Regions from separate parts of the Homo sapiens genome. Here region 1 is linked to region 2. A link is an interaction called in ENCODE POLR2A ChIA-PET data of the cell type or tissue named here. Cell type or tissue: Caco-2. All regions are shown on one strand. Links, peaks and the distances in the headings refer to the core of each region. The heading gives the core; the rest is flanking DNA.

Region 1 (7,352 bases), core at 3,144-5,643, 53 kb after region 2:
GGCCAGACAGTGCTCAGCCTCCTTTGGGCGAAGTCACAGTGACCCCAAGTGGTCACTTTGGTAAGGCACCCTCTAAACATGGTGTCACCTTCCAGGGGCGGGAAGCTGGGGAGTGGGCTGCAGAGACCCAAGTTGAAGAGGAGGAAAGAAAGGACAAAGGCTTCCACATACCTCTTCCTCACGGAGCTGGGACATACAGGGCCTATTCCTTATTTGTCTTAAAGGCTGGGGATAAGGGGGCTGGGGGAAAAGCCAGGTGGGAATATTTCAGCTGCAGCTTCCACTCCTCAGCAGGGAGTACTTGTTCACAGCAACAACCCAGAATAGGGATGCTCCTATATGACAAGGTTGATGAGCTGTGTTTCTCATTAATTCCACCAGCAATAAGAAAGTTCCATCTGGAAACAGGCCTTAGAAGTATTATTTTTCTTATCAAAAATGGGCTTGTTAGGCCAGTCCCTTCCTTTAAATCAGGATGGAATTGGCTGCTTCTCTTGAAACTTGAACATCATGCACACCCAAAAAAGCAGGGAGATGGCCTCGAAAGCCTGACTCATTCCAGGAATCCTGAAGATGCACCTGTCATTATCCAAAGAGATAAGTGTGGGGAGGCTGACTGCTCAGATCTCCATTTAACTAAAAAGTAGATTGGTGCCTATCTGGTGTGATTTCAGGGGCTCTCCAAAGATATTCTCCACATATCTCCCCCATGAAACCTCTGGTCTCCAAATTCCACTGATGGGAAATTTCTCTATGAGGGACCCTATATTAGTCCCTGGGTTTTCATGAATTATTTTGCCAGAGCTGCCTTTGCATGCCCTGTTTCCTTTGTCTGGGATGCCCTCCCTGCCACCAGATGTCCATGGGTCCTTCAAAACCCAGTCCAGATATCCTCTCTTCGGAGTCTCCCCAACACTCCCCACCACCACCGCTACTGCCACCAGCACCATGCTGCTTCTGTGCATGTTTTCTCACTATACTACATACTGAAAAAAATAAAATCTTTGACCCAAAGACCTAAGAGTCTAGTGAGGAAACCAACATGAAAACTAACAATAATAACATAATCACTATAAAAATCGCAGATTGACTGCAAGTTCCTTGGGGACAGGGTCCTCAGTTTGTCCCTCTCTGTGAAGGTAGGCACCCAGTGCACTAGGGCCAATCACACCCCTAACCTCAGTTTCATAGACTTGAGCTTCACAGACACTTGGGAGATGATCTCAGGGATTTAAAGATGGAAAGGTCCATATTTCCTCATGTCCACTTGATCCCAACCAAGTCTGCAGACCCCAAGTATCTTACTCATGTTTTTGCTAGCAAGAGACAGCAATCTCAGTTCCTTGGGCCTCCTTCTCCCTACCACTTTCCCTGCTAGCGACAGCAGGCATGAAGAATAGGTTCCCAAAACAGGGCTAAGTGAGTCATTCTGCCTTTATCACCACAGTCCTTGCACTGCAGGTGAGAATGTGCTAACTCCTGTTCCTTTCTAGCCCTAATTAATCTATGAATGCTCATTATGCCCCATTCTGGCCACTAGAGAATTCCATATTTCCTTCCCTCTATCTTTCCTTATCTTAGCCAGCTTTAAGTTCCAACTCAAATGCCTTCTCTGGAAAGACTTATCTGACTATTACAGCCCATGCTGATCTTCTCCCTGCTGATCGTGTCCTCTTAGTCCCATGCTGATCTTGTCCTCTTAGTTAGCAGCCTCTGCTTTGGTCCTGCATTAGTCCATTTGCATTACTATAAAGGAATACCTGAGGGTGGGTAATTTATAAAGAAAGGAGGTTTGACTGGCTTACAGTTCTGCAGAGTGTACAGGAAACATGGTGCCAGAATCTGCTTCTGGTGAGGGCCTCGGAAAGCTTACAATCATGCGGGAAGCCGGAGGAGTAGCCCGCGCATCACACAATGAGAGAGGGAGCAAGGGTTGGGGGGAGGTGCCACACACTTTTAAACAACCAGATCTCACGAGAACTCACTCACTATCTGGAGGACAGCTCCAAGCCATTCATGAGGGATCCACCCCCATGACCCAAACACCTCCCACTGGGCCCCACCACCAACATTGGGGATGGCAATTCAATATGAGATTTGGAGGGGACAAGCATCCAAACTATAACAGGTACCAAATCACTCTCGAATTCCAAGTTGCTTACTCCACTCCTTCCTCCTGGCCTGTAAGACTCAGGGATGGGAACCATGCTATCATGAGTCAGAAAATAACAAGAGACTTGGGTTCCAAACCTAGTTGTATCATGTATCAGTTTTGTGACCTTGGCCAAGGAATAGACTTCTTGGAGCCCCTGTTTGCTCATCTGCAATACCCTATCAGTAGTGCTTCAGGGAAATTAAATAACGTGTGAATCTTTAAGAAGCTCAGTAATACTTGCATAACTCTTTACCATCAGACACTCAAAAAGTCTTCATTTTTTACTTCTCTTTTTCTTCCCTCCCCTTCGTCATTATTCTTTTCCATGTAGCTTAGTGCTAGGCATATTATGGGTGCTCACTAAATAATTATTTTACTTTTTTAGCACAGATTCCTTTTCACCCCCAAAAGGCAAGGCTAATGTCTTGTTCAGCTCACACCACCTTGTGTCTGACACAAAGGAGGCCCTTAATATTTGTTGAATGTATGACTGTGCTTTAGGGGTTCCAAGAAGAATGGGTGTGAGGTGAAAGAGTTGAGAAAAGCATCAACCTCCAAGTTGAACAAAGAAAGTTCTATAAGGAACAGAGAGTAGTGATTTCCTATGGGATGAATTTTCTGTGCTATTGTTAAGAAAGGGAACAGGGCCATTTATATGTTACCACTTGCAGGAGTTGGATGGAGAGATAAAGGGGGCATTGATAGAGAGCAATGGGGTCTTTAAAAAGTGAGAAATCCCTAGGAGTACTCAGAGTGCTGATATCTAAGTGCACTGGCTATGCCTCGGATACATGTGGTTTTTTTTTTTTTCCAGCAGAACTGTGTCTAACCTGCTGGCAAAGAGCAACAATTCACTTGTAGCATGGAAGAAAGCTGCTGAAAATCAAAGGAAAGCAGCAGGCACAAACCTATAAGCAAGTCCCACTTTTCCATCCTCTAGACAGAAAACCTGGGAAGAGAACACATTAAATTCTGCTCTGCAGTTTTCTGGGAGAAGATGATTCCATTGTAAATTATTGAACATTTCATTTAAGCTTCATAAATAAGAAACTGGGATGAAAATGTTACATGTTAGATCTGTTTGGCAACGTATAATTTCTGTCTTACTCCCTCCATCTGTCACCCTTCATCTATGTTGGAGAATTTCTACTTCATTATAGGCAATTGAAGGTCTTAATCAGTTGCCTGATAAAAGTAGTTTATGTCCCAAAGGTAATCTCATTTCTGCAACCAAGGATGTACCTGGAACTCACTGAACATATTGATGGAGATAAATGTGTGCTTCAAATGGATCAGGGGGTATTGCAATCACCCACTCAATCTAGAGATAGGTACTTGGCCCAGCCAGGGAGAAGGTCCTCACTGCCACCTGGACTCCCTGAATCACTGGTTTCCAACAGAGCCAACAGGCTAAGCCCCAGCAAACCAATAACAAGAAGTCAACAGGTGCACCCAGGACCGGCCTGTACTTGCCTGGGGCGGTTTTTGTAGTTGATGAGACCACTCACCAAAAAAAAAAAAAAAAAAAAAAAAAAAAAAAGTACTCAAAATCCAGGAATAGTTCTCTGTGCAAAGTAATAAAATACTAGCTACTACCGCTAAGATCCAGGCACTGGACTTTAAACACTTTGACTCATATAATCCTCATGATGACCCTCTGATATAGATGCTGTTTTTATTCTCATTCTTCAGAAATTGAGGTTCATAGATGTTAAGTAATCAAAATTACACAGGTAAAAAGTGAAAGAGACCAAATATAGATATGTCAGACGTCAAAGTCTGTCAAACTTCAAAGTTTACCTCCACTGGTGTTGCCACTTTAGAGAAAGAAAGAATTAAGGGTTGGGAAAGAAAGGGAGCTGGTTTAAGAAGAGAAAAAAGAGGGCTGATTCGAATGCCTACCCAGACAGGGCTTCGGGACTGCATTCCTGGGAGAGAAACTGGCCTGGTAAGCTCTGCCATGCTTAAGCAACATTTATTGCATGGACTCCACAAAAGCCTACTGAGGAAGGGGATGAAGAACCCCCTGGCTGCCAGGCAGCATTCCTCTTGACCAAGCCAAGCCATTTGTTAAAGGAATGTTGCTCAAAGTATTTCCGATCAAAATCAGGGATTCCAGAGAAATCACAGCTGCCCTGAGCGGTGGAAGGAAGTAATAGGATGTCCCATTCCTCCTAAAAGCCCTGAACTCTGAGACCAGAATCCGGGGGGGCATCTCTAGCTGGTCACAGACTTACTCCGTGCCACAGTTTCTTTTTATAAAAAGATGATGTACTCTGTTGAATAACAGTCCCCTCAAAATGCATGTCCACCCCAAACCCTTATTTCCAAATAAGGTCTTTAGAGATGCAGTAGAGTTAAGATGAGGTCATACTGGATTAGGGTGGCCCCTAAATTCAATGTGACTGGTGTGTTTATAAGAAGAGGGGAAGACACAGACACACATGTGTCTACAGAGGCAGAGACTGGGGTGACGCAACTACAAGCCAAGGAATGCCAGGGAGTGCTGGCAACCACCAGAACCTAGGTCTCCTAGAGCCTTCAGAGGAAGCATGGTCCTGGCGACACCTTGATTTCGGACTTCCAGACTTCAGAACCGTGGGAGGACACATGTCTGTTTTAAGCCACACTGTGTGTGGTAATTTATAACAGCATCCACAGGAAGCTAATGTAGATGGAGAAAAGACTGCTTATCCCACCTTCCTCCCAAGGTTGTGATGAGACTCTAAAACACAATCCATTTTGAAAAGCACAGATGTTATATAAATACAGAATACCATTCCAATCAGCCATGAGCCCACACAAAGCCCCAAAAAGAGCCTACCGGAAGGACTCAGACTGACCACTGGAGGCCCTCAGGGTGATCACTTGATTTTGTTGGGTTTTTTTGTTTTGTTTTTGTTTACTTGTTTGTTTGTTTTTGTTTTTTTGATACAGAGTCTCACTCTGTCACCCAGGCTGGAGTGCAGTGGCATGATCTTGGCTCACTGCAACCTCAGCCTCCCAGGTTCAAGCGATTCTCCTGCCTCAGCCTCACAAATAGCTGGGACTACAGGTGCACACCACCACACCCGGCTAATTGTTGTAATTTTAGTAGAGATGGGTTTCACCATATTGGTCAGGCTGGTCTCGAACTCCTGACCTCAGATGATCCACCCGCCTTGGCCTCCCAAAGTGTTGGGATTACAGGCATGAGCCACCGTGCCCTGCCTTTGTTGGGTTTTTCTACAACCCCAGTCCTAATAGATAAAAATGAGTTTGATGCCAGTTGTAATAGATGAAATAGCCCTCAAAGAATCCCCAGCATCTGTGAATATAACCACCTTACAGGGCAAAAAGGACTTTGCAGGTGTGATTAAGTTAAAGATCTTGAGAAGGAGAGACTAGCCTGTACTATCCAGGTGGGACCAACATGATCGCAAGGATTTTCATAAGTGGATGTAGGGAGGTCAGAGTCAGAGTAGATGCAATGATAGGAGCAGAAGTCAGACAGAGAAAACAGATTTGATCGTTTCAAGCTTCTGGCTTTGAAGATAGATTAAGAGACCATGAACCAAAGAATGCAGGCAACCTCTAGAAGCTAGAAAAGGCAGGGAAATGGATTTTCTCCTAGAGCCTCCAGAAGGAAGGCAGCCCTGCTGAACTACTTTAGACTGCAGACCTCCTGAACTAACTGTAAGAGAATCCACTTTTGTTGTTGTAAGTCACTAAATTGTGGTGATGTGTTACAGCAGCAATAGGAAACTAGTACACCAGTCAAACCAGTTAGTCTGAAAATAAATGTGAAAGAGGTCAAGGAGAGAACCTAGAGAATTCCAGATATTCTAGGAGGTTCTCAGAGATCCTTTGTAGTAAACCTCCCAAAGGATTTCCTCAGAGAAGCTTACACCCTTTAGTGGGACAGTTTTTGTGTCTCCTCTGTCTTCCTGGACTCCCCTGAAAGTTATTCTAAAATTAGATCCACAGCTTTAGATACCCTGAGGCCTGAATTACTGAACTTGGCGGGGGGCCTACAGCAACAGGACTTCTGCATGCTCCTACTCGACAGCCCTGTGCTTAGAAAAAAAAGTCCATCCACTGTTCCTCCCTAGAAGGGACCCAGGAGTCCCCATATGGCCTCAGCTCCTGTAAAAGGTGTAGCTTGGTCCTTGTATATAACATTCAAGGAATGCTTTTCAGGTCTATGTCCACACTGTCTCTCTTGATTACATACTCCCGAAATTCACAATTTAAGCAAGAAATCCTCTCGCTGGTTCAAGCCAACCTGAGACGCTAAGCATACAAGGAGTCCTTGTATACTTATGTGAGCACACCTCTGAAGGTCACTGACAAGGCAGCCTCACTGCCTTCCCAGAGAGCCTGCCTGCAAGAAGGAAGCTCTGCGTGGGCTGGTTCATCCTATTGACTTGGGATTCCTAAATAGTGAAATTGGGATTTCTTAATAGTTCAAATTAGGAGAGGATTCAAGGAGGACTAAACACAAGATATGAATAGGAGTCTAAGATCATTTTCTTCCCACTTTCAGCCTTCCTAGCCCTGCCCCATACACAGAATAATGTTTGTTTCTCCATCCACTGATAGATCTGGTACCTGGCACTGAGTATGGAGTTGGAATATCTGCCGTCATGAACTCACAGCAAAGCGTGCCAGCCACCATGAATGCCAGGACTGGTGAGTAGGAGGACTGCTGAGGAAGAAGACCAGGTTAGCCTATAAGCCTAAGGAGTCATGGAGGCTCGTCCCAGCAAAAATTAATCAGAAAGCAATGTCTTCCAGTGAACAGGGCTCTGGTGACAACTGTCAGCCTAGAAACAACATCCACCCTATGCCTAATCCTTGATCTCTGACAGGCAGGACAGAGTCACCCTCTTCCCCACAGACCTGTGCTCGGTCCCCCGTGGTCTGAAGAGCTGCTCAGGGCTGTACAGAGCAGAGGTGGAAAATCCTAAATAGGTTGATGCCATTGCAGGCCATATTTTTATCTAGACCACCCCGACAGCAGGCAGAATGGGGCATCCTCGCCCTGCATACACCACAGAGGTCCTCACAAACGCCACTTGGGTGAAGGTCTAGACTTGCAACAACCCATTAAATCTGAGGGCAGAAGAAAAGTCCAGCTGAGACCCTTGCTGCTCTGGATTCAGCAGTTTTGCTTCCAAATCCTGGGTAAATTTCAAAGTCATTTCAGCACCTATGG
Region 2 (7,352 bases), core at 2,732-5,231:
AACTAAATTAGAAGAATACAGACGCTGCGCTCTCTTGGAGGCTGAGTCTCCCTGACCTCAGCAGGCTCCTGTTACAGCTTCCTCTAGCAGCCAAAGGTCCAGTTCCAGGTTGATTTAGGACCCAACAACAGCATGGAGGCAAGTCATGGTTTAAAGAACCCTGGCCTTACAGGTGGTAGAGACTGAGGCCCACCCAGGTCTGTAATCCTGGCCTTATCCCAATGATGCAAGGCCATAGGCACCATGGAAGCTATGGCTTCCTGCATTGTGACAGCTGTTTAACCCCAATAATGCCCTGAAACTCTCAGCATTGTTTTTCACCTTACTCACTGCTTAGAGAAGAAGGGCCTGATGGACCCTATGTTCCCAGGCCCAGCCTATAGAAATGTTGAAAAAAAAATGCTACTCTTTGCAAATTCAAGTGCAGCAGTGCCAGGGGAAAATGTGTGGAGCGAAAGGGTGCAAACAGATCCCATTGCTCCCAGCTGCCATTTTACCCTGCTCAGTGGTGGTCAATTAAGGCCATTTTCTCAGCTTCGGAGGACACTGCTCCAGGAACTGACATCATAGATTTTTATAAAAACCAATTCCATCCCATGCTTATGAATTACCCAGGAGAGTCATATCATACACTTCTGATGGTAAGAGCTCATTCACCTTGAGTTCCACATGGCACCTCAGAAAACACTATCAGTCAGACTAATACTTTTTTTAGGGCACTTATTTTGTGCTAGGCCTTATGTTAAATACTTAATATCTATTATATATTAAGTGCTTAAAACCACCCTGTGAGATCAATGCCATTATTAAGTATCTCCATGTTACAGATGAGAAAACAGAAGCTCAGAGAAAATACATTGCTTGCACACTGCCACAGCTAGTACACTCAGACTAGATTCCAGACTAGATTCTGTTGAGTGCCTCCTCTCCTTCTGGCTCTGACCCTAGTAGTGCTAATCCAGAGCTGTATGATTCCCAAGCTCCACACCTATGGCACAGTCTTGTCTTCTACTTCAAGTATTCTTAATATAAGGTCTTCGACAGTGGTTTCATAAGCCCAAAATAGCATCCACAAATCTGAGCCTTGAGGTCTGCTTATAGTGTTTCGGGTGAGAATTACTCCAAGAATCTCTCTAGAGGGCAAGAACCCATCCTCCCCAGGCCCCCCAGGTCTGCTGACAGATACAACACTACTAGAGCCCTCTGGCTTGAGTCACCCTCCAGGGTCTTCAGCTTGATATTTTTTGCTTAGTTTCCAAGTATCTGAAGCTCTTTCTGAGCACGTGCTCCAGACAGAAGCCAGTGGTTACTGTGCTCCACTCACACTTGGCCACTGTCCGTTCCAGCCCACTTTGAAGCTTCTGATACTCTGGCGGCAACTGGCTGGTGCTGGGTAGAGAATGGGAAGCAGGGGGTTTGCATCCCTATGTAGCCTGTCTGCTGGGCCTCCAGTCCTGTAACTCCCATCCTTGCTGACATTTCTCTTCCCCCAACCTTCAGGTCCACTGGCCCAAGGGCCCTGCTGTTCAGATTGGTCAGAAACCCCAGAGTCAGGGAGAGCAGACCTTTCCCTCCCACAGGACTTTCTCTAATCAGCCCAGTTCATTATTCTAATCAGGACCAAACAAAATGCCCCCTACAAGAGCTGTGGGGTTTAGACACAATTCTGCACACCTGTTAATGGAGAGGAAGCTGGTCACCTCGTCAACACTTACCAAGGCTCCTCCACTGACAGAGATGTGTGCTTGGTGCCAGGGCAGAGGGGAAAATACAGAAGCTTTTCCCTTGTTGGGAACTGCCCAGCTCCCACCACTGCCTGGCCAGGCCAGGCATGTCTGACTTGCTTGACAATGCAGCCCGGCTTCCAATGCAGACTGAAGTCAACCTTAGACCTGTCTTCTGGGCCTGCCCGAGTTGGGGCACAGTCATTGGGCAGTGCTTCCCCGGAGATAGCAAGACCAAGGACTTGTTGGTTTAAAGTATTCATTCGAAATAGGGTGCAATCTCAATTATGGAAATTAACACAGATTAAAAAGTGGAAAAAACCCCACCAAAATCAGTAATTAAAAATACAATCTTTCTGTATGTTCTAGTTATTCTATAATAAATATGTATAGATTTTCTAATCAGAAAAAAACTTTTTTTTCAATATAGACTTACTGATTTATCTTTAGGGCCTTGGTGCAGGGATTCTAACCCCCAAGGCCCATAGCTTTTGGCTGGCACACTCACATCCAGACCCCTGGAACTCGTGGGATTCATACCTGGTTCTGTTGAGTGCCTCCTCTCCTTCTGGCTCTGACCCTAGTAGTGCTAATCCAGCTCTGTGAGTTTCAGTTGACCCTAGCTGCACCCTATTATGTGGCTTTATCCACCCTAGTTCCGCAGCCCCATGCTCCAGCCCTGCTCAGGCCAGCCTGCCTTGACCTTGGACTGTGATGCTTGCCTCTGAAGCTTCAGGTCCAGCTGCTGTATCCAGGTGGATTGTTCCAACCCCTGAATCCCCTCTGGTTTCTTAGGGTCTAGTTTCAGGGACCACACAACACAGGAAAAACCAAGAAATATTTTAGGAATCCTCATGGATCCTAGGGGATTGAGATCTCGATTCACATCCTAGTCAGCCCCACTCTGGAAAGCAGGGTTGACCATTCCCTGGGAGTCACTGATCATCTGCATGAAGCAATTGTACTCATCTATACCCTGGGTCAAGAAGATGCACCACAAATGCCACCATGGGATTTGTCACTCAGAGTCACCCAAGCATCCTCAATTCTGCTCAGTTCAACAATTAATTTAGCACCCAGTGATGACCCACCCTCCCACTTGCACCCCTGCTAAGGCTGAGGCTGAGGAAGATGGAGGAGGAAAGAAGACCCCACAGCTGGATGGCCCATAATGAACCTCTGGCCCATGAGGAAATGAACACCAGGTGCTTCTTTATATTTGATGTATTAACAATACTGATACCTTCCCATCAATTATGTGCCACTTTGTAGCTTATGAAATGCTATTGCATATATTTCATTCTCACTATAAATAGTCCTCACTTCACAGATCTGAAAATTGAAACTTGGAGCAGTCACACGACTTGCTCAAGCTCATAAAGCCCGAGAATGGAAGTGGCACGAGAGACAGATAGGCATTGTGTCTCCAAAGCAGGTGACCTGTTCACCAGGCAATGACCCTTCTCTAGAATCTCCCTGATGGAGACCCCTGGAGAGGAGTACCTATGACCTAGCTCACAGCCAACCACCTCATCAAGTCCAAGGACAAAGAAGGCCAAAGATCACTCCATTTCTGAGAAGCAGGTGCACCTATGAGAGACAAATAGGGCCTGTGTAATCCAGGAAACCAGTTTCTCAGTGAAGATGGACATGTGGCAGGGAAAGACAATTGGGGAGTGTGGATGGTCTGACAGGTACCAAGGTCAATAATAAGAAACAATGTGACAGGCAGCTGTAATCAAGAGAAACTGGGGTTAGGGGGGAGACCTACAATCCTGGAGCTATCAGTGAGAGAGGCTGCAAAGTGGGTAGGCAGGAAATTTGTTACCCAAACAATAAACTGGGCCAATGGCTAGCATGACAGTGGGTCCCAGCCCTCTCGGGGCCACCCCACACACTCCCAGCAGCAGTTCTCCCAGATAGCACTGCAGAGAGAAAAATTCCAGAAGCTTGGGAAGCAGGAAAGACCAATTTGTGGAAATATGCAGGACACCTGGGTAGGTAAGGATGGCTGGAACCACATCACGTGTGTGTATATGTATTGAAAGAGAGAGAGAGGACCTATTAGACTTTGGGCTCTATGCTGAATGCTGCGATAAAAGATAACTAGATTATAGACTCTGCCCTCTAGGGACCCTCCAGGGGGAAAACAAACAGCTCTGCAGATAACTATTGTGATAAGTGTAAAAACAAGTTCTGCTGGAGCTCAGAGAGGGAGATGATTGTCACAAATTCTTATAAGAAGACTTCCCAATCAACTGCATACAGCTCTTGACATTCAAAGACTATGGAATCAGGCTGCTTAACTTTGAATCCTGGTGCCCTCACCTAAAGGCTTTGTGACTTTTAGACAAGTCACTTAACCACTCTGTACCTCAATTTCTTCAATTGCTGCATCTGTAAAATGGGATAGTAATGATGTGATATGACTGCTGTGAGGATGAAATGAGGTAATATATGAAGCCCTTAGAAGATTGGTTGGCATGTGCCTGGACAATGCACATGTCAGTCTAAGAAAGCCCTTCCTTTCCTTTCCTTCATGGCACAACCCCACATGCATATTGGGACAGGGCAGAATGCACAAGCTCTGGGGCATATAATCATATCTGATCAGTTTAGCTTGAAGCTGGTGGGTATGTTCCCTTCCTAATCAAATGCAGCTGGTTTGGGCAAACCTAGCCACCAGTCCCACGTTTTTGGTCATGTAGGAAGAGCCCAGAGATCTTGTTATTTTGGAGAAAGGCAATAAATATTCCTTGTTGACTTAATACTGTAGACTTATCTTACAGATAAAAAGTTTGGATCATTCTAGACACATTTGTGGGTCTAGACTAATGAAGGTATAATATTCTAGAATGGTAGAAAGACACGTCACTGACTATCTTATAATTATCTTCTAACAGCCCCTGATGAATATAACATGGAAAATAATCAAAACCATTCTTTTAGGAAATAGCTCACCTGCTTTGGGCTTTCTATTTAGTGAATAGAACTAGTGTCTTGCTCAGCAGGGGAGCAGGGGAATGCTTTTATAATGATTTCCCTGCAGCAATCCTGTTTGATAATGCAAACTAGGATCAAAGCAATAGGTTTTCCTATTAAGTACTCCAAGGAAAGAATCAAGTGTTGAGTTGTTGCTAGGGAAATCTGAGAGCCTCATGGGGCCTGGTGATCCAGTCCTGGAGAAGGAGAATTGTTGAGTAAATCCATAGAGAGAAACAGCAAAGTTTCCCTCCGCAATGACTGGCTTTGACTTCACTCACTCTCATCTCGCCCTCAGCTGCAGACTCAACCCATGTCCAGCTCTGCTGCTTGGAGTCAATGTTGGTGAGCTCCCACACCCCCACCTCAGCTAGCTGCTCACTAAGGCAACTATAAGTGTCCAGAAAGCAGAGAAAGTAGAAGGCTGAAACTTTAAAAAAAAATTCAGAGAGCGTATTCTTCCTGAAACACAAAGATAAATAATTAAATAAACCTGCACCTTTATTATTTTTTTAAATGTCACTGTATTTTTCCAATCTCCCTATGAGAAAACCAAACTAAAGAAAATGTGAGCTGGATTCCTTTTTACACTGTGAATTTCTCAGAGATAGCATACATTACCCTCAGAGCACTTCTTTACTACCAACTTCATGGCTTGTTATCCATAGGATTGAGCCTTAGTTTACTCATCTGTAAAGTGGAGCAATACGCCCACCTTACATGCTTTACAGAATTGGTAGAGGAATCAGTCGTGATTATGAAAGCACCTTGAAAACTCAGATGAGCTCTACAAATACCAGGTGTTCTGTTATTCTGACTCATTTTAGTGCTTTTCAAAAGGGGAAAGGTAGGAAGATCAATGTGAGAAAAAATGTTGAAATCTTTTACAGGCAATAAATCTTCTTCTCTGCTACAGCATGAAGCCACACTGAACCAAGTCCACTGTTAGGTTAGTTGAAGGCTGTTGTTAAAATGAAAATGTCACTGTTATTTATGGTATAAGGCTTACCTGTTTCCAAATAGGTTTTCAGAAGGCATTAATTTATTGCCAATGCTGTATCTTGTATCACTTTGGCATTTGACTACGGAGGGAATGAGTCACAGAGGAAAGTAAGTTTTAAATAGACTTGGGGACAGGAAGAAACATCTGGATTAAACAGCCCCTCCAGGAAGTCAGATTCCTGTGGGTACCTGCAGGGACAGGCACAGGACAGCCACGGGTTGGTCAGTGAGGGAACTGTGTCCAGGTGGTCAGGTCTCGTTGAAGTTGAGCCCCAAAGAGGTGAGAGATGTGGGTGAGAGGCTACCAAAACCTGGAAATAGAGTCTGCTCAGTGGTGTAGAGAAGGTCACCTTGAGAGAAGCAGTGCCCTTCAGCCAAGGGGCACAGCCAGCCCGAGGCAGCCTCCCAGGGAGGCAGCGAGGGCCTGACTCTCCTCCACACCACGCCTCTCTGGGTGGAGCTCCCCTTCGGCAGAATGGGAAGCTCCAGGGCAAGGTAGCCTGCTGGGAAAGAGTGAAGCTCTGGAGCGGCAAATTAAGAGTTCCAAGGAGTGTGTGTGCCAAGAGAAGGAGTCCCACACAGCAGTGCACTGCAAAGGCTGAGGGAGAAAGGGAAGTTGTGCTGAAGGAAGAAGAACTCCAGTAAAAGGGGACTGGGGCCAGGTGCGGTGGCTCACACTTGTAATTTCAGCACTTTGGGAGGCTGAGGTCGGTGGATCACCTGAGGTCAGGAGTTTGAGACCAGCTTGGCCAACATGGTGAAACCCCTTCTCTACTAAAAATATAAAAATTAGCCGGGCGTGGTGGTGGGCACTTGCAGTCCTAACTACTTGGGAGGCTGAGGCACGAGAATTGCTTGAACCCGGGAGGCGGAGGTTGCAGTGAGCCGAGATCGTGCCACAGAGGAATTGGACACCATGCACAAGTTATTTCAGATATAAACCCCAAGCCCCCTGAAATGTTCTGCATCCCCTTAGTGGGTTTTTTTAATAACCTATATGGATCCCACACGAACTTTGGGAACCCTCAAAACGTGCTCTGTTTATCAACATCCCTCAGAGCCCAGTCAGTGCCATCTGTATTCTTACGCTGTCAGAAAGGCAGCTGCATGTAGCTAAATGGTCAATTCTTGTCTTTATTCAGATTGAACACATTTAAAAGTCCAATATTTTACAATATATATCCTAAATTTAGCAGTTAATAAAAGAACATTTGAATTCCATTGGCACCCCTTTTAACAATAATGAACAAAGATGATGCAGTATAACTTAATGGAGAGCAAAATGCATTTTGTCAAGAAAGTGAGAGAAAGGGGATTTAAGAAATTATGTACCCTGAAGAACCATTCTCCAAAGTAATGAGGAAGGCTAATCTGAGCCTTACTGACTAAATAACTGCAAAATAAGATAAGCGATAAGAAAAAAATCTTTTATGTTTTTCAGGTTGAAATTCATCTTTGGGGCCAATTGCAACTGCAGACATCAAAGGGCCTCTTAATCATGTTATGCCCTGCTTTGAAAACATTGCTGGCTCAACAAGCACACAGATACAAAGCAAATTTCTAAAAATGCCAGTCAGGGATCTCTGACATCTTCTTAGTACACTTCATCCCTGAATACAATCACCCCTACATTGTACTATCCCA

What was found. ChIA-PET counts read pairs that join two places held together with the same protein. Peaks named below come from ENCODE experiments on the same cell type or tissue, not always from the same donor. Only the 100,000 strongest peaks of a DNase experiment are listed, where the experiment ranks them.
Region 1: POLR2A ChIA-PET joins it to region 2 with 10 read pairs; 2 of 35 experiments call an interaction of 5 or more read pairs at or near these places.

The regions. Positions count from the first base shown.
Region 1 is chr1:175,366,682-175,374,033 of GRCh38, reverse strand. It overlaps TNR (tenascin R), which reads left to right. Exons shown (of 23, transcript NM_003285.3): 10 at 6,737-6,826. Among named protein-coding and RNA genes, the nearest start is that of KIAA0040, 180 kb to the right of the region's middle. RefSeq lists an enhancer at 1-128. In Caco-2, for the core only: no CTCF peak of the experiment used is centred there; a DNase peak (open chromatin) is centred at 4,183.
Region 2 is chr1:175,418,794-175,426,145 of GRCh38, reverse strand. All of the region lies in intron 2 of TNR (tenascin R), which reads left to right. Among named protein-coding and RNA genes, the nearest start is that of KIAA0040, 230 kb to the right of the region's middle. In Caco-2, for the core only: no CTCF peak of the experiment used is centred there; a DNase peak (open chromatin) is centred at 3,795.